2 separate regions of the Homo sapiens genome follow, and region 2 is linked to region 1. A link is a loop called in an ENCODE intact Hi-C map of the cell type or tissue named here. Cell type or tissue: heart right ventricle. All regions are shown on one strand. Links, peaks and the distances in the headings refer to the core of each region. The heading gives the core; the rest is flanking DNA.

Evidence for each region. Peaks named below come from ENCODE experiments on the same cell type or tissue, not always from the same donor. Only the 100,000 strongest peaks of a DNase experiment are listed, where the experiment ranks them.
Region 2: it touches region 1 in a loop (10-fold over the local background); 3 of 110 quality-filtered maps call a loop at or near these places.

The regions. Positions count from the first base shown.
Region 1 is chr21:42,069,754-42,080,378 of GRCh38, forward strand. It overlaps UMODL1 (uromodulin like 1), which reads left to right and starts at 1,564. Exons shown (of 23, transcript NM_001004416.3): 1 at 1,564-1,639; 2 at 6,252-6,494. The coding sequence starts at 1,564. RefSeq lists enhancers at 2,751-3,252, 3,253-3,752, 5,847-6,348, 6,349-6,848. In heart right ventricle, for the core only: no CTCF peak of the experiment used is centred there; no DNase peak of the experiment used is centred there; H3K27me3 peaks cover 2,676 bases.
Region 2 is chr21:42,935,800-42,946,424 of GRCh38, forward strand. LOC124905022 (a long non-coding RNA gene) reads left to right here. Exons shown (of 2, transcript XR_007067881.1): 2 at 1-1,166. LOC124905023 (a long non-coding RNA gene) reads right to left here. Exons shown (of 2, transcript XR_007067882.1): 2 at 8,990-10,625. Among named protein-coding and RNA genes, the nearest start is that of MIR5692B, 9.9 kb to the right of the region's middle. RefSeq lists enhancers at 970-1,628, 1,629-2,286, 2,287-2,945. In heart right ventricle, for the core only: no CTCF peak of the experiment used is centred there; a DNase peak (open chromatin) is centred at 4,512; H3K4me3 peaks cover 791 bases; H3K27ac peaks cover 1,203 bases.

The DNA of each region.
Region 1 (10,625 bases), core at 972-8,971:
AACATTTTGAGATGATATATACAAGATAATACAAATTCATCTTGCATTTTAAAATGTTCAGATTTACTTAAATCATAATACTTTTTATTCTTTTAGTGTTAATAAAATTTCACTTCCTTGAGTATTATATAATAGCTTTAACATTTATTCTTTTCGTATGAAAACGTTTTTTAATGAGCCAATTCTGTGTGAAGCTTTTGGTTTTCTATAAAAGCTGCTGTGTTCCAAGGACACCCGTTGTACGCAGCCCCTTTGCTGTGAGATCATTTCCAGCCTCCTTTTTGTATTCTTGTCATGGCATCTGACATTTAGTCATTAGCCAAGCAAATGCAGCAGTTCATCATCTCAGAGATTAATCTACAGAGAATAAAAGAGGTAGCAACGTTGGTGCGGGAGTTAGGCGAGAAGGTCCCTTCTGGAGGAATCGTTTTGTATCTAGAACACCAGGGAATTATGCTCCCGAACCATGCAGCCAACGTGAATCTTTGTTAATTCATCTGAATGTTTCCTCAGTAAAATCAACAAGATCTTCTTCATCCAATGTTAAAAATTGGGCTTCAGCAGTCAACACTAAGAAGTGAGAGGCAATCAACGGTGCAGTATGAAAACATCATGAGCTAGAAAGAACTTAACATGAGATTTAGAAATCTACTTCACATATACCATGATGACTACTGAAATAAAACATTAATCACCTGTATTCTTATCACTCCTCAAAATGTTTTCTTCCTGTCCCAGGGCCCTTTCTGGAGTTTTCTCCATGCTTATATAACTGTACAGAGTTGTCACTTTCATGGAGATGAAATTGCATGCGTTGCTGTTTTGACTTCACATTGTTAAGTATTTGTTTGTGCTACTAAAACTTCATGGTGAGCATTTCAACGCCCGTGTAATGCTGCATCCAGATGCTCTGTAATAATTACTCTCCCACTCTCCTGTGGCTGTCCAATTATGTAATTTCCCACTTTAAGTCATAATAGGTAATGCACATCCCTGTGACCACAGCTTCGTGCTCTCAGCCCAAGCTCCGGGAGGAGAGGACTGGGTCAAAGCACCTGGACATTTTTGTGACTTTTGAAGTGCATTGTGGAACCGTGTGAAGGACGCTTTTCTGAACGTGATGTTCCACTTTGATTTGATGCTGTTTTCTTCTGCCAGTTCAGAACGATAGGGTAAGAGAATACTCCGTGTTGATGGAGAGACTCAGATATGAGTCTCAAATGTGTTTTCTGCGTAACAACGAGATGGGATCCAGCGATGCGGTCTGGGCTTTTGGGTACTCACCTTTCCTAAAAGATGCCATCTGCTTGGAGCAGAATAGGCTGTGACACGCAGGAGCCCCCAGGGAAACGGCCATGGCAATGGTGGGTGTTAACGAGCAGGCATAAGGGACTGCTCCCAGCGGTGCTTCCTCTGAAGTCATTGCCACCTGCAGCAGCACAGGGGACAGAAAGGCCGTTTCTCCAGGTCCAGGCAGCTCAGGCCCCTATGAGCCCTGGCGTAGCAGAGACCCAGGCTTCTTGGTAGAGGCCCAGAGCCCTGTACTGCCACCACTGCCGGACGATGCTCAGGACCTCGGGGCTGGCACTGCTGGCTCTGGTCAGTGCTGTGGGCCCAAGCCAGGCCAGCGGCTTCACAGGTGAGGGGTCTGGGCTTGGCATGGGCAGTTCTTAAGGACAGGGGCTTCCTGGCATGGGTCTCATGAGGACAGCCCCCTGTGGAGACCTGGGCAGGCAAGGACGCCTCTGCTTGGAGAGGCGACATCTGTTCTTTTGTGGACAAGCTTTTTGGTAAGCGCACATGGTAGCAGCTGTGGAGGTGGGGCAGGAGTGCCGGGTAGGGTTTTGGGAAGAGGACTCCCCCAGTGGGAACCTGTTGCTGAATCACCTGGGCGTTCGTGGGGGTAAAATGCAGATTCTTAGCCAGCAGGTCTGGGGTGCAGGGCCTGGAACTCTACATGTCTGTGGGTGATGCAGATGCTGTGGGTCCTCAGATCCCACTGAGAACAGTGAGCTCCTACAGACGCAGAAGAAAGGTCTCCTGAACCTTGGTGCATTCAAGTCCTCACTTACAGATTTAAAAAAAAAAGGAGACCTAGCCTGGGCAACATCATGAGACCCCATGTGTACCAAAAAAAAAAAAAAATTAGCCAGCCATGGTGGTGCACACTTGTGGTCCCAGCTACACAGGAGGCTGGGATGGGAGGATCACTTGAGCTTGGGAGGTCCAGGCTGCAGTGAGCTAAGATTGCTCCACTGCACTGCAGCCTGGGCGGCAGAGCAAAAGCCCCCAAACAAACAAACAAACAAACAAAAAAAGCCACAATACAAAAACAAAAAAGAAAGGGAGACCCAGAATGGATCAGGGACTTGCCCAGGCCACACAGCTCACAGGGCAGAGTCACCACAGGAGCCAGAGGCTGCACCAGGGCTCTGTCCGGAGTTTTCCCAGGCATGCGGAGAGCAGGGCAGCTTCTTAAAAACACACGGGAGTTCTGAAACCCCAGAATCCAGGGAAATGGGACTGCGGAATTTTAAAATCATTTTCCTCTTAAAATCTGTCATATTCAGTTACAAATTTAAAGGAATCCATTCTGTTTCTAAAATCAACTATGTTTTTGTACTACTTTAACGTTTTTCACCCAGAAGCAGGATTTTGCTTTGTGATTTGTGAAATGGATTTTCCCATTGGAACAGGTAATGTGTAGACCCCACAGTTCAGATGCATAATGGGTGGGTATCCTGGGAAGCTGGAGAAGGTCTTAGGAGGTGTTTCCAGAACCCCTCATTGTATATGAGGACACGGGGCAGAACCTCAGCAACCCCACACGTGGTCGCCCCGAATTTTCCCTGTGTGCCAGCACTGCCTTCACAGGCATGACCCCACTTCAGCCTTTTGCAGCCACAGGACATGGCTGTTATTTCACAGATGACAAGAGAGGGGCACTGGGAGGGCATGACATGGGCGCAATCATGCAACAGGGGTTTGTGAGCCTGGGTGTGAGCACAGGTCCATCTGACCCCAGGACTCTTGTTGGCCCCAGAGCATTAGGCTTTCCCATCTCTGAGACCGGAATCCAAGACCCCCGGCTCCTGCTCTGATGGCCCTTGTGGGTCTTTGCGGGATGGCAGGATCTGCTAACTGCTTTCTTCTCTGGGCTTGGCCAAGAAGCCAGGCTTGGGATGGCACGTGACCTCGGATAAAATGTTAAAAACAAAACAGGGCAAACATCTCCCGGGTTCCACAGGAGATGAGTGTGTGTGTGTGTGCGCGCGCGCGTGTGTGTGTGTGCGTGTGCGCATGTGTGCAGGACGGCTCTGCTGCGGACCAGCTGGGGCCATGTAACGATCAGGTGGGGCCCTGGCACCTCTCTAGAGACCAGGAGCTGTAAGTGTCCTTAATGTGGTTGGCATCTCTGCTCAGGTTACGATGAAAAACGCAAGCTAGATCCACTCTGCTAAGTTCTTGGTGCAGGAAGTCCTCGGCCTTTGCCTAGCTCGGCGTGGTCACTGAGTAGGTGAGCGCGTTCCTTCCGGCCATATTCCACCGTTCTTCATGCAAGTCACCTCTAGGCTCTCAGCCAAGCTGCCCTGGTCCCGGAAGCTGATTTGTCCTGTTCCACCCCGTACGATGAGGACCTCCCGTTCCTTTGCAGAGCTCACAGTAACTACCCCACTGGTGATGCCAAGCAGCAGGTGGTCCCCATCCCCAGAGGCCCTGCTGGGCCCGCAGGGTGATTTGGGGTTCAGCCCCCAGAGGAAGTTGCAGCTCCAGTCCCTGTTGCTTGTGGAGTGGGGTCGCTGTGCAGCAAGTGTGTGGTCCAGCACCTGTGTTCTGCCCAGAGCAAATCTGCAGCCTCTTCCCTCACCGTGTTTGAGGGCTGGCTCTGCCCTATTTCTTCCTGGGGTGAGTAACAAGCCCCTGGAGTCCTGCTTTCTGCACACTTGTAGGTTGCTGCGAGGTCCAAGGAGGGAATCTTCAGAGATGCTGCCCCAGTGGAGCGAATAAGGACAGCAGTGGTTTTGTGATCATTTCTGCTCCCATCTCTGTGTTCCTCCCCAGAAATCAATCCAGCTACTCATTGAGGGAAATCAACTGTAATACTGAGCCCCCACCTCTTGGGGGTACAGTCTAGTAAAGCTTAGAGCTCAGGGGTTGAGTGTCTGAAATGCAAGCACTGTATGTCAAATCCTCCGTTCATCCTGCACTGAGAGTCCATGTACTCAGGGCCCCCTGCTAGGTGCCACGGGGGAGCTGGAGGGGACCCTTCACCATCCCTGTGTGCACTGGCTAGGGCTGCTGTAACAAAGAAACACAGCCTGCGTGGCTTAAACAGCAGAAATGGATTCGGTCACAGGTCTGGAGGCCGGAAGTCTAAGATGAAGTTGCGGGCAGGGCTGGCTCCTCCCGAGCCCCTGCAGGAGTCTCTGCTCCGGGCCTCCAGCTTCTGGAGCTGCTGGCAATCTTTGGTGTTCCTTGACAGGTAGAAGCATCACCCTGGTCTCTACCTTCTCCCTGTGTGCCTGTCTGTCTCCACATTTCCCTTTAGTATAAGGGCCAGTCATATTGTATTAGGGCCCACCCTAATGTCTCCACTTTAACTTGATACCCTCTGTAAGACATTACTGCAGATAAGGTCATATTCTGAGTTACTGGGGTTTAGGACTTTAACACACTAATTTTTGGAGGAACACAATCAATTCAAACTAGGCAGTAGGGGCTCCCGGGGAGATGGGAAGCCCAGGCACCACGTCAGGGGATGTCCATGACCAAAGAGTCTCGTGGTGAATGTCATGGGGCCAGGGGTCTCGAGAACGGAGTAATCACGTTGATGGAGGGGCGATGGGCCTTGTGTAAAGGAACCAGGCTCCAGTGAGAGATATGTGGGGCCCAATAGGGTAAACCTGATGCTTGTCCTGCAGCGGGGGTGACTGTGCCTCCTCCTGATCACAGTGGTAACGGCTGAAAAGTTGAACTGGTCTTTTTTTTGAGATGGAGTCTCGCTCTGTCACCTAGGCTGGAGTGCAGTGACATGATCTGGGCTCACTGCAACCTCCGCCTCCTGGGTTCAAGCAATTCTCCTGCCTCAGCCTCCTGAGTAGCTGGGATTACAGGCACCAGCCACCACAATTTTTTATTTTATTTTTTATTTTTGTTTTTTTTTTCAGAGGGAGTCTTCACTCTGTCACCCAGGGTGGAGTGCAGTGGCGCAATCTTGGCTCACTGCAACCTCCGCCTCCTGGGTTCACGCCATTCTGCCTCAGCCTCCCAAGTAGCTGGGACTACAGGCGCCCACCGCCACTCCCGGCTAATTTTTTGTATTTTTAGTAGAGAGGGGCTTTCACCATGTTAGCCAGGGTGGTCTCGATCTCCTGACCTCGTGATCCGCCCACCTTGGCCTCCCAAAGTGCTGGGATTGATTACAGGCATGAGCCACCGCGCCCAGCCCACACCCGGCTAATTTTTAAAAAATATTTTTGCTGGAGATGGGGGGGGGGTTTCACCATGTTGGCCGGGCTGGTCTCGAACTCCTGAGCTTGAGTGATCCACCTGCCTCGGCCTCCCAAAGTGCTGGGATTACAGGTGTGAGCCACCACGCCCGGCCTGAGCTGGTCTTTTATCATCAACAAACTTCTCACACACTTGCCACAGAGCGACCGCACTCCACAGGTGCTTTAAGTACCTGCTTACTTATCTTCCACCTCATTGAAAAGAAAGCCGTCATTGTCATGTCCTGGCCACAGCAGGCCTTCAGTTTGCACTGTGGAGGGAACTGCTGCACATTCACTTCCCATGTGGCAACCTTGAGGCTCAGGGGGACTAAGAGATAGATGTGCACGAGATTCTACGGCCTGTGGAATCAGCTCACATGGAGCAGAACAAAGGGACGTGATCTCTAAGCATTGATTCCAGCGCTGTGCTCTCTCCTTCGTATATGGACCGTGAGAACCCTGTGCTTCAGGAAGCATGCGTGGGGCCCAGGTGGCACCTCCTCCTCGGTCACAGCGGCTTTCTTAGCAGGCCAGGCTACGTTTATGCTTTATTCTTCTGTGCTCACTCATGCAACAGCCTTCCTGGTGCACTAGCAGGCAAAGGCCAGTGGAGAGGGCTGGTGGGCAGCTTCTGAGAGGCCTGCGCGAGTGCGGGAGGTGTGCTCTCACTTGCTATTGCAGAGGGACGCCTTGCGGATAACCGCTCGCACGGATCTGATCCTGGTGTTCTCAGTCGCCTTCTTGCTTGGCCTCTTTCAGAAAAAGGCCTCTCCCTGTTGGGCTACCAGCTATGCAGCCACCGTGTGACCCACACTGTACAGAAGGTGGAGGCCGTGCAGACGTCCTACACGTCCTATGTGTCCTGCGGCGGCTGGATCCCCTGGAGGCGGTGCCCTAAGATGGTTTACCGGACACAGTACCTGGTAGTGGAGGTCCCCGAGTCCAGGAACGTGACTGACTGCTGTGAGGGCTATGAACAGCTCGGCCTCTACTGTGTCTTGCGTGAGTCCAGGGCTGCTGGGCTGGGGCGGGGCCACCCTTGCCGTCGAGACGCCTGATGGGACAGTCACCGTTGGCATCCATTGGCCCCGAACTTGCTAGATCTTCCAGGAGCACGGCTCCCAGCCTTGACCAGGCAGCAGGTCATCGGCAGGGCTTTCCCTGGCCCCACTCCTAGGTTTCTGAGTCCGTGGGTGGGGGTGAAGTACAAGAATTTGCCCTCCTGACAAGTTCCTGGGTGACGCTGACGCTGCTGGCCCAGGGACCCCACTTTGAGAACCTCTGCTGTTCTCAGAGGGCTCCTGGATGGCTTTAAAAATGCAGATGCCTGGGTCTCTTCCTGAGAGAGTGTGAGGGAATTGGCCCGGGGCGTTGAGAGAGTGTCGGAAGTTTTCAAAGCTCCCAGAGTGATTCTCATATACCACTGAGTGTGAGAGCCAGCACTGAACTCTCTTCTACAGCAGCCTTTTCTTTCTAAAAGCTGCAGTGAAATGCTTTCGTAGCCAAAATCCTATTCTGAACTCCAATACGTGAAAGAGCTGGAAGGAGCCCCGAGCCTACCACCCTAAGTGCTCAGAGGCCCCCAAGTCCTCCCAGTTCCTCAGTGCAGTTTGGAAGCTGCTTTCCTGTAGGATGCTTGGGGCCAGTTACCAGGGTGACCTGTGTGGTTATGCCAGGCCAGGGTCTGAGCCGTTGGGATAGGGCAGGGACTCAGGGCTCAGCCTACTGACACACAGGTGATCTCTTCCAGGGGAGGGGTGTGTGTGTGTGTGTGTGTGTGTGTGTGTGTGTGTGTGTGTGTGTGTGTGTGTGTGTGTGTGTGGTGGCTGCTAATTTTGAGTCAATACCAGATCTGCAATGAGTTTCTGTACAGTCAGAAGGTCCTGCCTTGCACCCCCACTGTGGAGGGATGTGGGGGTGTGTGGCTCCAGCTTGGTGTTGGCCAGGGTCACTGAGACATAAGGGCTGTGACCTCCAGAGTGCAGAAGCCACCAGCTCCTGGGTGCCACGAAGGGGATCCTGCAGGACCCATCCTTGTGGCCTGAGACTGTTGTACCCAGGCGAGTTAGAGAAAACGCCATACTTTGAGACGAATTAAGAGTCTTTTATTAGCCGGCGACCGAGAGACGGCTAACGCTAAAAATTCTCTCAGCCCCGAAGAAGGGGCTAGATTTTCTTTTATACTTTGGTTTAGAAAGAGGAGTGGGGGTCTAGTTAAAACAATTTTACAGAAATAAAGTAGGCAAAAAGTTAAAAAGATAAATGGTTACAGAAAAGTAAACAGTTCCAGGTGCAGGGGCTTTAAGACTATTACAAGGTGATAGACACGAGGCTTTGGGCGTTATCAATCAGACGAATTCCTGGGAACTGCGGATATAGCTCGCCACAGTATCTTATCAGTTAACTGCATTCTTGGATGTGCTGGGAGTCAGCTTGCACAAGTTAAGTCCTTGAGGAAGGGGCTGCCAGTGAAAGAGGCAAGATGGAGTCTGTCTGGCTCTCTTAGCTAAGGGAGAGTCCATTCAGGTGGAAACAAGCCTAAAAACAGGGTTAGTAAAAACAAGGTTGGGCATTACAAGACCAGGACAACAGCAGAATGGAGCGTGGACTCCGCAAACCAGGGTGTCTGCCTCCTCCAGAAACCAAGGGCCCCAGATTGTAGAGTCTGGGGTCTGCATAGACCTGCAGGCTGGGCCATCCTGAGTGGGCCCTCCCTCAGCCCCCAGTGCTATTTCACTGATGACAGGGAGAGTTGATGCGTTTCTGTTGCCCCGTTCAGAGGGCCAGGCAGAGAGAGGGCCTGATGGTTTCGGGTGTGCTGTTAACAGGCATGTTCCTCTTTCAGGAGTGTTAAAACAATACCACCATAACCAACACCTCCATCACCAACAGAAACCAGGCAGGGCCAGCTGACCCCAGAGCAACACCTCCATCACCAATAGAAACCAGGCGGGGCCAGCTGACCCCAGAGCAACACCTCCATCACCAATAGAAACCAGGCGGGGCCAGCTGACCCCAGAGCAACACCTCCATCACCAACAGAAACCAGGCGGGGCCAGCTGACCCCAGAGCAACACCTCCATCACCAACAGAAACCAGGCCGGGCCAGCTGACCCCAGAGCAACACCTCCATCACCAACAGAAACCAGGCGGGGCCAGCTGACCCCAGAGCAACACCTCCATCACCAACAGAAACCAGGCGGGGCCAGCTGACCCCAGAGCAACACCTCCATCACCAACAGAAGCCAGGTGGGGCCAGCTGACCCCAGAGCAACACCTCCATCACCAACAGAAACCAGGCGGGGCCAGCTGACCCCAGAGCAACACCTCCATCACCAATAGAAACCAGGCGGGGCCAGCTGACCCCAGAGCAACACCTCCATCACCAACAGAAACCAGGCGGGGCCAGCTGACCCCAGAGCAACACCTCCATCACCAACAGAAACCAGGCGGGGCCAGCTGACCCCAGAGCAACACCTCCATCACCAACAGAAACCAGGCAGGGCCAGCTGACCCCAGAGCAATGGCCCTTCTGTACTCTCATTGGTTCCCTAGAGGGCCACTGGCAGGACAAGCCTATGCCTTGGCCATGCTGCTCAGGTGCTGGTCTAAGGAGACCCTTCCTGTCCTGATGCCTGGCCCCATTTCCACTTTCTTCGAGGGCCACACACACAGAGGGGCCTGCTGAGCTACAGTTGCTGCTGTGCAACAACTCCACTCCTAGGGGATAGCGGGGGGCCATTAGGACACAGGTGCTGGTGCCACGGCAACTCGGTTTAGAGCATGTGGGCTTTGCAGTCAGGACATGCCCTATCCTGTCCAGTCTTACCTGTGAAGGCCACACCTCTTCCTACCTGTTGGCATTGTCAGGACTAGTGAGGGGAGGAGGCCCTGGGGGAGGCTGATCAGCAGCCCCTTCCTGCTCCCGCTCTGCAGGGCCACACCAGCCCCACCCATGCCCACCATCACCTTCTGTAAGAGACCCTGGCCTGCTGCAGCAAACAAGTTAATTCCCTCCCAGAAGATAGGGAGGCCTCTCCCCACCACCTGCCCTGCATCCTCCTTCACAGACCAGCCTCCAGGAAGCGCCTCTTGTTGGAATCAGCCCCACTTTTAGAGTGTTAACACCTTTAATTAGGGACTCACCAGGGCGATGCCCTTGCAGTCAGGGAGTCCCGTGGGTGAGAGTGGGCTGCCCTGGGGAGCTGCAGGGAGTGGAGAGTGAGGCCACAGGGAGGGACGTGAGGCATGAGGGGAGGTGGACTCAACCTGTGGGCCCTGAGCCCCTCAGTAATGGCCCCTCAGGTTCTAGAAGGCTCACTCTGGCACAGTGAAGAGGGGGCAGATCTAGAAGGAGGAAGGAAGAGAAGAGGGAGGGAAACAGGCACTGCCTGAGTGCATTCTTTCTAAGAGGCCAGGGCAGGAGACCCTCCAATCCCTCGGGCACCAAAGGAATGAGTATCCCTGGCTCTGCATGTGGGGATCCAGGCTAGGGGAGGCCCGCGCCTCCACCACCATGGCACAGTTCCAGGAAGGCAGGCTGGGGATGTGGACCGGGGCTCTCTGACCCCCAGGCAGATTTTTGGGGGTTTACCAAGCTGCACTTTAGTATAAGGGAGTTTGTGGCATTTGAGTGCTGTGGCTGTGGCGACTGTGGGAGGAGGAACATTTCAGGGCACTGAGGACACGGAGTTCTTTCTCAGAAAGGTCCCTGCCTGTGCCGGGGCCTGGTGAAGGGCACAGCCCACGAGGCTTCTGCAACTCCTGCCGCTGGAGGGCCTGTATCCCATTTCTTCCCAGCCCCACGGTCAGAGACACCATGCTGGTGGTGTGAAGGCGCCTGTGGTGGGCGGATTTACACCCCGGATTTTGGCAGCGCGAACTTCTCCATGCTTGCACAGCTCTTTTGATCAAAGCCGCCTTTTTCTGGGATGCCACACAGCAGGTTGGCTCCTTGGAGCTGGATGTGAGATGGTTTCAGTAAGTGACCTGTTGAGCACCGTGACTCTGATTTGTACAGAACGAAGCAGGGCCCGAAGCTGGACCTGGCAGATGTTGGAGGCCCCTGGAAATACTGGGAAGCGTGAAGGGCAGGAGATGCTCCTTCCTCTGTGGCGGGGCCTCCAGGTCACC
Region 2 (10,625 bases), core at 774-8,773, 870 kb after region 1:
CCACTGCACTCCAGCCTGGGTGACAGAGCGAGACTCCGTCTCAAAAAAAAAAAAAAAAAAAATTATACGATACTATAGGCCTGCCACTTAGACATAACACAGGTCATGGGGATACCGGACCCCCATTTACATGCTCAACGAAATCATACAGTTGCAAGCTGTTTTAGAAATCATCACTAATAAAACCGGTCAAGCCTTGACTGTTCTGGCCCAGCAAGAAACTCGGAGAAGAACTGCTATCTATCAAAATACACTGGCTAGCAGCTACTTGCCATCGATCAATAGATCGACTACTTGCTAGCAGGCGAAAGAGAGGTCTACAAGAAATTTAACCTTACTAATTACTGTGTACACATAGATAATTAAAGACAAGTAGTTAAAGACATAGTTAGAAATATGACAAAACTGGCACATGTGCCCTTGCAAGTGTAACACGGATTCGGCCCTGGAGCCAGGTGGTTCCCAGCACTAGAAGGATTTAAAACTCTTATAATAGGAGTTATAATAGTAACAGAAACCTGCTTACTGCTCCCTTATTTGCTACCTGTACCTCTTCAAATGATAAAAAGCTTCATCGCTACCTTAGTTCACCAAAATGCATCAGCACAAGTGTACTATATGAATCACTAGCAATCTATTGTACAATGTAATGCCCAACCTTGTTCTTACTAACCCTGTTCTTAGACTCTCCCTTTCCTTTACTCACCTAGCCTCATTTCCACCTGAATGGACTCTCCCTTAGCTGAGAGAGCCAGACAGACTCCATCTTGGCTCTTTCCCTGGCAGCCCCTTCCTCAAGGACTTAACTTGTGCAAGCTGACTCCCAGCACATCCAAGAATGCAGTTAACTGATAAGATACTGTGGCGAGCTATATCCGCAGTTCCCAGGAATTCGTCTGATTGATAACGCCCAAAGCCAAGACTATCATCTTGTAATAGTCTTAAAGCCCCTGCACCTGGAACTGTTTACTTTCCTGTAACCATTTATCCTTTTAACTTTTTTGCCTACTTTACTTCTGTAAAATTGTTTTAACTAGACCCCCCCTCCCCTTTCTAAACCAAAGTATAAAAGAAAATCTAGCCCCTTCTTCGGGGCCAAGAGAACTTTGAGCATTAGCCATCTCTTGGCCGCAGGCTAAATAAACGGACTCTTAATTCGTCTCAAAGTGTGGCGTTTTCTCTAACTCGCTCAGGTACAACAACAAGAAGACATAAGTGGCAAAGATAAGAGTGAGAACTCCCACTAATAAAAAGTGAGAGTCTCAAAGCAGGGGAATGAGGTAAGAGAGAGACCCTCTCATATTGTTTTATATTGTTCTATACTCAGAAAAAGAGAAGTGAAACTAAAGGCAGGTAGCCCGGCGCCTAGGAAGCAGACCCGAAACCAGGCCTGGGCCTGCCTGACCTAAGCCTGGTAGTTAAAATTCGACCCCTGACCTAGGAACTGATGTTATCTATAGATTCCAGACATTGTGTGGAAGGACATTGTGAAACCTCCCGTTCTGTTCTTTTTCACTCTGACCACCGGTGCTCGCAGCCCCCGTCACATACCCCCTGGCTTGCTCAATCGATCACGACCCTCTCACACGGACCCCCTTAGAGTTGTGAGCCCTTAAAAGGGACAGAAGTTGAGCACTGAGGAGCTCGGATTTTAAGACGCTAGCCTGCCCATGCTCCCAGCTGATTACAGCCACTCCCTTCACTATCTTGGTGTCTGAGGGGTTTTGTCCACAGCTCATCCTGCTAAAACAGCTCACTACAATCTCAAACTCCTGAGCTCCAGTGATTCTCCTGCCTGTGAAAGGAAAACAAATCTTGCCCCTGCCCCCACCCCAAATCACTAAGCTAAAGGGAAAAGTGAAGCTGGAAACTGCTTAGGGCCAACCTGCCTCCCATTCTATTCAAAGTCACCCCTCTGCTCACTGAGGTAAATGCATGTCTGATGGCCTCCTTTGAAAAGACTAATCAGAAACTCAAAAGAATGCAACCATTTGTCTGTCTCCTACCTGTGACCTGCAAGCCCCCTCCCCGCTTCCTGTCTTCCTGCCTTTGCTTCAGGTTGTCCTGCCTTCCAGACCGAACCAATGTACTTCTTACCTATATTGATTGATGTCTCACGTCTCCCTAAAATGTATAAAACCAAACTGTGCCCCGACCACCCTGGGCACGTGTTGTCAGGACCTCCTGAAGCTGTGTCGCGGGTGCGTACTCAACCTTCGCAAAATAAACTTTCTAAATTAACTGAGGCCTGCCTCAAATTTTCAAGGTTCCCGTGCCTTAGCCTCCCGAGTAACTGGGACTACAGGCACGTGCCACCACGCCCGACTAATTTTGTTGTTGTTGAGACAGAGTCTAGCTATATTGCCCAGGCTGGTCTCCAACTGCTGGGCTCAAGTGATCTTCCTGCCTCTGCCTCCCAAAGCGCTGGGATTACAGCCACGAGCCACCATGCCCGGCCTTCTTTTTCTCTTTCCAGCATTGGCTTTGAAATCTTATGAAATCCAAGCGGATGGGAGCCTAAGCTAACGAGTATGTCTTGATGGTTTTAGTTCATCAGAACCCTTGCCAAGACTTTTATTTTTAAATGTACGGCTTAAAATATATCATCCTCGGCCCTGAGCCAATGAGAGGAAGCCAAGGTAAAACACTCTCTTCTCCAGGACATATGGAAAGTCGCTGCTGCCGGAGTAAGGGAGAAATTCTAGAAAGGACGTTCTAGTGCAACAGGCAAAGTTTCATGGCACCGACAGCTATTTTCCAGGAAAGAAGCTTTAAACTATGGAGTTTATGGAAAAAAAGAAAGGGGGGAAAAGACATTTCTGCAAACTGACCTAAGCCCTGGGAATCTGAACCTTCCTATCTGAGGAAAGGGAGGGGGGACTCCGAGGGCCTCTGCAGGACACAGGTGCAATGTTTACCTGCTGCTGTCAGTGAGGATCCTCTGCATGGAGGAGCCCTTCCTTGGCCTGAGTTGTACTTAAAAGCAGGCACTTGTCTTTCATTTTTTTGAGACAGGGTCTCACTCTGTCCCCCAGGCTGGAGTGCAGTGGCGTGACCATGGCTCACTGCAACCTCCACCTCCCGGGTTCAAGCGATTCTCCCACCTCAGCCTCCCAAGTAGATGGGACCACAGGCGTGCACCACCACGCCCAGCTCATTTTTGTATTTTTTGCTAGAGATAGGGTTTCACCATCTTGGCCAGACTGGTCACAAACTCTTGACCTCAAGTGATCTTCCTACCTCAGCTTCCCAAAGTGCTGAGATTTCAGGCGTGAGCCACCGCGCCAGCCCAGGCTGTTGTCTTTCTCATGGCTTTGAGTTTCCACCCTTCCTCCCTTTTCCTTGTGCCACTGAGCACTTTAAAAATCCTAATTGTGTCACCAGACGGGTTGCAAACTAAGGCATCTACTTGCGGGAGTCAGCCTAAGCCAGCTCATGGGGCTTGAAGTTTTCTTTGGTTTTTTGTTTCTTGTTTTTTTTTTTTTTTTTTTTTTTTTTGAGACGGAATTTTGCTCTTATTGCCGAGGCTGGAGTGCAATGGTGCGATCTCAGCTCACTGCAACCTCTGCCTCCCGGGTTCAAGCGATTCTCCTGCTTCAGCCTCCCGAGTAGCTGGGATTACAAGCATGCGCCATCAAGCTTGGCTGATTTTTTTGTATTTTTAGTAGAGATGGGATTTCTCCATGTTGGCCAGGCTGGTCTTGAACTCCCGACCTCAGGTGATCCACCCACCTCGGCCTCCCAAAGTGCTGGGATTGCAGGCGTGAGCCACCGCCCCCGGTCACAGTATTTTTAAGGTGTATTTTCCAGCATCTTTTGATGCTCTTCATACTTTTTTCAACCTTTCAGTTATTTAAGTGCATCATTCTCTTTCCACAATCTCAGCACCCTGAGGGTTTCCGCTTCTCTTCTGCCCCTTTGGTGAATGCTCTATTTATGATTCTTCTTGTAAAACTGAACACGTTGGGTGGCTCTTCCACTCAGCCCAGCTGGAGCTACACTGCCTAGAGGCCAGGGTGATCCTGGGATGTCACAAGCGCAGTGAAGGGACCCTTATGTTACAGGAAAGGGGTCCAGATCCAGACCCCAAAAGAGGGTTCTTAGATCTCGTGCCAAAAAGAATTCAGGGCCAGTCTGTAAAGCGAAACCAAGTTTATTAAGAAAGTAAAGGAATAAGGGAATGGCTACTCCAAAGGCGGAATAGGAATACGACTAGGAAACGGCATGCAGTGCTACTAGATAGTCAAAGTTTCAGATTTTTTAATTTATTGTTGGGATTGGGGTGTCGTTAGAAAAAAGTATGAAAAGAGACGGTTAGCAGTGCAATTGAAGACATGTTAGGTTAATATATAATGTATGAGTCTGTGTAACGGATAGTTTTTATTCATCATAAAATTCTCAAAAGACTCACAGATGTGTGGCCCTTGCAGCTGTTCTTCCCTTGCTAACAGCGTTAGGCTCTGACTCAGAGGAGTTTTGTGCCAAAGAATTCTGGCAGCGTCTACAGTTCTTGTGAAATTCCCAGTGAGGAAATCGTTCACTGTGAGCAGGGGCGATGATGACAAGACGATCCAGGGGATGGGGAAGGAGCCCAGGAAGAAAGAATACAGAGCCCCGGGCATGTGAAATGTATCAGCCTCAAAATTCTTATCTTTCTTTACATCTTTCTATTTACAAAGTCTTGTTTTTGTTTTTGTTTGAGATGGAGTTTCACTCTGTCGCCCAGGCTGGAGTGCAGTGGCACTATCTTGGCTCACCACAACCTCCGCCTCCCAGCTTCAAGCACTTCTCCTGCCTCAGCCTCCCGAGTAGCTGGGATTACAGGCACGCGCCACCACACCTGGCTAATTTTGTATTTTTAGCAGAGATGGGGTTTCTCCATGTTGGTCAGGCTGGTCTCAAACTCCCGACTTCAGGTGATTGCCAGCCTCGGCCTCCCAAAGTGCTGGAATTACAGGTGTGAGCCACCACACCCGACCCTGTTTTTGTTTTTTGACATGCAGTCTCACTGTGTCACCGAAGCTGGAGTGCAATGGTATGATGCTGGCTCACTGCAGCTTCCACCTCCCAGGTTCAAGGGATTCTCCTGCCTCAGCCTCCCCAGTAGCTGGGACTACAGGTGCCCGCCACCACAACCAGCTAATATTTGTATTTTTAGTAGAGATGGGGCTTCACCATGTTGGCCAGGCTGGTCTCAAACTCCTAACCTGAGGTGATCCACCTGCCTTGGCCTCCCAAAGTGCTGAGATTACATGTGTGAGCCACCGCACCCAGCCCAAAGTCTGTTTTTCTTGGCGGGGGTTGGCAGTCAGGGAGCAAATCAGAGTGGCCTATGCACAAAAGGTTGAGAACAGAACTGTGATTTGGAGAGGGAATTCTCCAGCCAGCGTGTCACAAAGCCGCTCACCTGCTCGTGTGAGTGTCTGAATGCACGTGTTTGAGTGTCAGGGGCGTGTGAACCACAGCAACTCAATCTTGAATAGGGGCTGGGTAAAGTGAGGCTGAGACCTCCCGGGGCTGCATTCCCAGATGGTTAAGGCATTCTAAGTCACAAGATGAGATAGGAAGTTCGCACAAGACACTGGTCATAAAGACCTTGCTGATAAAACAGGTTGCAGTAAAGAAGCCGGCTAGGGCCGGGCGCGGTGGCTCATGCCTATAATCCCAGCACTTTGGGAGCCCAAGGCAGGCGGATCACCTGAGGTCAGGAGTTCGAGACCAGCCTGACCAACATGGAGAAACCCTGTCTCTACTAAAAAGTACAAAATTAGCCGGGTGTGGCGGTGCATGCCAGTAGTCCCAGCTACTCGGGAGACTGAAGCAGGAGAATTGCTTGATCCCGGGAGGCGGAGGTTGTGGTGGGCCGAGATCGCACTATTGCACTTCAGCCTGGGCAACAAGAGTGAAACTGTCTCACACACACACAAAAAGTTATAGGTAGGACAATTTCCAGGTATGGTTGTTTTGCAATCAGGGCATCTCAGCGGGTCCACCAAATAGGAGGTTTGTCTCTGTGCCTGGATGGTTTCATTACTCATTCATGAGACAAAGAGCGGGAAGGTAGAGGGTCTGGGTGTGGCTTTGTCACAGGTAAACACTGGTGCCGGATGGGCACGGTGGCTCAAGCCTATAATCTTAGCACTTTGGAAGGTGGAGGCAGGAGGATCCGTTGAGCCCAGGAATTTGAGACCAGCCTGCACAACATGGCGAGATCTCATCTCTACAAAAATTTAAAAGTTAACCAGGCATGGTGGTGCATGCCTGTAATTCCAGCTACTCTGGAGGCTGAGGTGGGAAGATTGACCCAGCCCAGGAAGCGGAGGTTGCAGTGAGCTATGATTGCACCATTGCACTCCAGCCTGGGCAACGGGGCGAGACCCTGTCTCAAAAACAAAAACAAAATGTAGGATATAATAAATTCTTCTTCAAAGGTTTTAGCCTGTAAATTGTTTAGTACAATGAGTTCTGAGATCCTCTCCAAAGAACCAGTGCATCAGTATGTTCAGCTCCCCTGTTCTTTGTTCTTCATTTTAAAATTTAATTTCCTCTTTCCCTTCGTCTCCTAGCCCCTAGTTTCAGTGAACAGTCCCCTCCTAGCCTCTATCACCTGCTCTGACCTGAGTCATTCTGAGTCACCTGTTTTGTAACCATCCTTCCCGCCAAACTACTCACCCCGCCACTCCAGCTCGTACCCCTGCTCTCTTTAAAACAGCCAACTGGAATTAGCTTAGACGGTGCGGTCCAACCCTAGCTAATATGGGAATGACACAGCAGTAGGGGCTGCATGCATCAGGGATAAGAACCCCTTCCCTTCCCTTTTCAGATTTGCTCTCACCATTGCTCCACCCTCGAGGTGCACCCTCCTATAGAAGTAACATTGCCTTGCTGAGAAAATTAAATTTATGTTTGAGTGCTATTTCTTTGTGGCACCAAAAATTTATTTCTAACAAAAAGAAAGAAAAAACCAACACTGGTGCCATCCTAGAGTTCTGGGGAGTCATGAGCAAGTGCACACTGCGAGTCTTACTGAAGTCACAGGGGAGGGGTGGGACACAGTGTGGGGATCTCTCCAGGGCTCTGCTCTCTGGTGCACAGGGCTCAGGGAAGGCCCGGCATTTGGCAGTTGCCCAGTGACTCGGGGAAAAGAGGGATGGACCACACTCAGAACCCTGCTTAGGGCAGCAGAAGGATGTAGGCACTGTCCCTGGTACCCAGGCAGCAGGCTGGGCATTCCTTGGTCAATGTTTGCCAGGCACATGATAACCTAAGTGTGCAGGTGATGTTCAAGCCAGGTCAGGACATGGGGAACCACCTGGCTTCTCTCCAGTGCTTGCCATGATGTCCCAAATGAAGGTGATTTTTTTTTCTTTTTTTTGAGACTAGGTCTCATTCTTTTGCCCAGGCTGCAGTGCAGTGTCAAGATCACGGCTCACTGCAACCTCTGCCTCCTGGGCTCAAATGATCTGCCCACATCAGCCTCCTGAGTAGCTGGGACCACAGGCGCCCACCACCATGGCCGGCTAATTTTTTGTACTTTTAGTAAAGACGGGCTTTCACCATGTTAGCCAGGATGGTCTCGATCTCCTGACCTCGTGATCCACCTGCCTCGGCCTCCCAAAGTGCTGGGATTACAGGCCTGAGCCACTGCACCCAGCCAAGTGCTGGGAACCATTTTCTAAACATGGCCCCAGGATCAAATCCATTCCACACTTGCATGGGCACATGTGCCAGTTTTGTCGTATCTCTAACTATGTCTTCAACTGCTTGCCCTTCATTATCTATGTGTACGCAGCAATTAGTAAGGTTAAATTTCCTACAGACCTTTCCTTCAGCTGCTAGCAAGTAGTTGAGAGCTAATCTATTTTGACATATAGCATTTCTCATCTGAGCTTCTTGCCAGGCCACAATAGTCAAGGCTCTGCTGGTTTTATTAATGTTTATTTTTAAGACAGCTTGTAACTGTATGATTCGGTTGATCATGTAAATGGGGGTCCGGTATCCCCACGAGCCGTCTTGTGCCTAAGTAGCAGGACTATAATGTTGTATGATTCTCTCAGGGGGCCATTTATCATTTTTTCAATTTCTTATGGCTACGATTCTCTTTTCGTGGGAAGAATAGACAGGGAAGCCCAGGAGTTCGCCTGTTTTTTTGGGCAGTAGGAAGAAAGATGGTTTAATAGTACCAATAACACAACTACCTGCCTACTGGTCAGGTAATTTGGCGTAAGCTCTGTGCCTACATATCCAGTATAATCCAGTGGGGGCTGTCCAGTCCTGGTGGGACTCCGGGTGGGTCCACACAGTTTGCAACTTTGGGAATTTACTAAATGGATTTCTCTCTGTGTGATTTGAACTGGAGTTCACTGGAGTCCACCAAGTGACTGTTTTTGTGGTATCATTATACAGTTTCTGTCTCCGACAACTAAGTCGTCCTCTGGGGTGAGTGAATTCTCTTCCTTCTCTAGCTATGCAATATTGTCTAATAATTGAGGCTTTTAGGACCAGAAATTATCAGGGTGATTCTTTTGAGCCAGGAATTCATCAGGAACTGGGTCTGTAGGTACTAATTCTCGGGCTTCCCATGGCCATTGATCTCTTATTACAGCTTCTCCACATACATAGCATGAAGTGACATTGAGAGACTGGGCTATATGCTCAACTAATTTCAAAAACAAATTTCTTGTTTTTCCTGAAATTTCTGGTACTGGCACATTTAGTTCATCATAGGAAGTTTGAAACACTGGCTCAGGAAAGCGTTTGTAAACTTCTCCTTGAACCAAGATATTTAGTTGAGGATCCAGTCTGGCCCAATCAATTCCTAAGGTCACGCGCTCCTCTGTTTTTCTAGCGAGGGTCAAGGGGCTTGGTTATTACTAGCTCTAAGGGGTTACATTGTCCCTTAGTACAGGAAGGGCCATTTTTTCCTTTCTGAAGGTGGACTGGATCTTTTTCATTTTCTTTTTGTCCAAGTGGCCAAAATGACACAAGACCAGTGTTTACATTTATTTCCACACAGTGCTAATTTATGACAGATGTATTTATTTTCTGCCATATAGCCTTTTCTAATGAAGAGAACCACAACTTATTCCTAACTTACTACTATTAATGACAGCACAGGCATCAAATTTTAAGATGAATTGTTTGGGCACCCCTTTTTCTTCTGTTTTGGCTAACACTTCACTCGTATCATTTATGAGTCCACACCAGTCCTCAGTCCTTAATCTTATTTTAAAAACTATGGTCATGGGAGGCTCAGATGGGTCATAACACACATCAGGTTGGTCACTTCCTGGGCTACATACTTTGTATAGAATAACATTACACGAACAAGTTCTTTTTAGAGTTCCAGTACACTTATAATAACCATAAAATAATAGGACCATAGCAACCTTTTGTCCTACCTCAGTGACTTGATGTATACAATGGGAACTGTCCTTAGTCTGAGGAAGGTCATTTGAAGTCCTTACTGTAAAAGTCCAAATTTTAAGAAAAATGAGTCCCGCAATGGGTTTTCTCATGCTTCGGCTGTGTGTGGACCAGTCAGCTTCCAGGTGTGACTGGAGTAGGGCTTGTCGTCTTCTTCAGAGTCACTTTGCAGGGGTTGGCAAAGCTGCTCCCCTCCACGTACTGCTCACAGTCTACTGATGTTCAAGGATGGTCTCAGAGGTTAGGCCTGCTAGAATAAACTGAGTCCAACACCTTTACACAGTTATGTTCAACTGGGCTCTCTGATACCGGGAGAAATGTGGTGGGGTTTAGGGTGTTGCAAACTTCAATGGTTATGTGGGGATTTTCAAATAGCATGATTTGGTACTTGGTTAATCTATCATTTGTTAACCAATGATATCCTTTGGTATTTATTAAGGTTACCACAGCATGGGGGGTCTTTATATTCAGATTTTGCTTAAGGGTTAGTTTATCTGCTTCTTGTGCTAACAGGGCTGTTGCTGCCAGGGCCCTTAGACGTGGGGCCAGCCTTTGGAAACCCTGTCTAGTTGTTTTGAGAAATAGACCACTAGCCTTGACCAGGGCCCCACAGTCTGGGTTAAAACTCCAACTGCCATTTTTTCTCTTTCTGACACATAGAATGTTGAGTTTTGTCAGGTCAGGTAGCCTCAGGGCTGGAGCTGACGTGAGTTTTCTTTTAACTCATGAAAAGCTCGTTGCTGTTGGTTGTAATAGATGTAGTTTATCCAATCTACATTTTTATTAACTGTCACCTACCAAAATATTGACTCAAATCCTGCAGCTATTTGATTTCAAGCTTTAAATTGATCTGGTATTCCTCGTGGGACTCCAATTGCGTCTAAATAGACATGAGAGTTGAAAGACCCCTAAGGAGCTTCTCTCGCTTTATGATGTCTTATTGATGAAATGCCAGGGTGAAAGGGATAGCCAACCGGACTAAAGTACAAGTGCCACTCCAGTTATTCGGCAGAGTGCCCAGTAAAGGTCCACCACAATACCACCACACATCCGCTCAGGGATGAACAAGGGCTGCCTCATTGATAAGCTCTTGAAAATTCTTATGCTTCACTGCATCCTTTCAGGTCTCCAAGGAACACGAAGTTTCCTCCCTGTCATGAGAGACACGAAGTGAACTTAGTGTTGGGAGACGGAGGTTG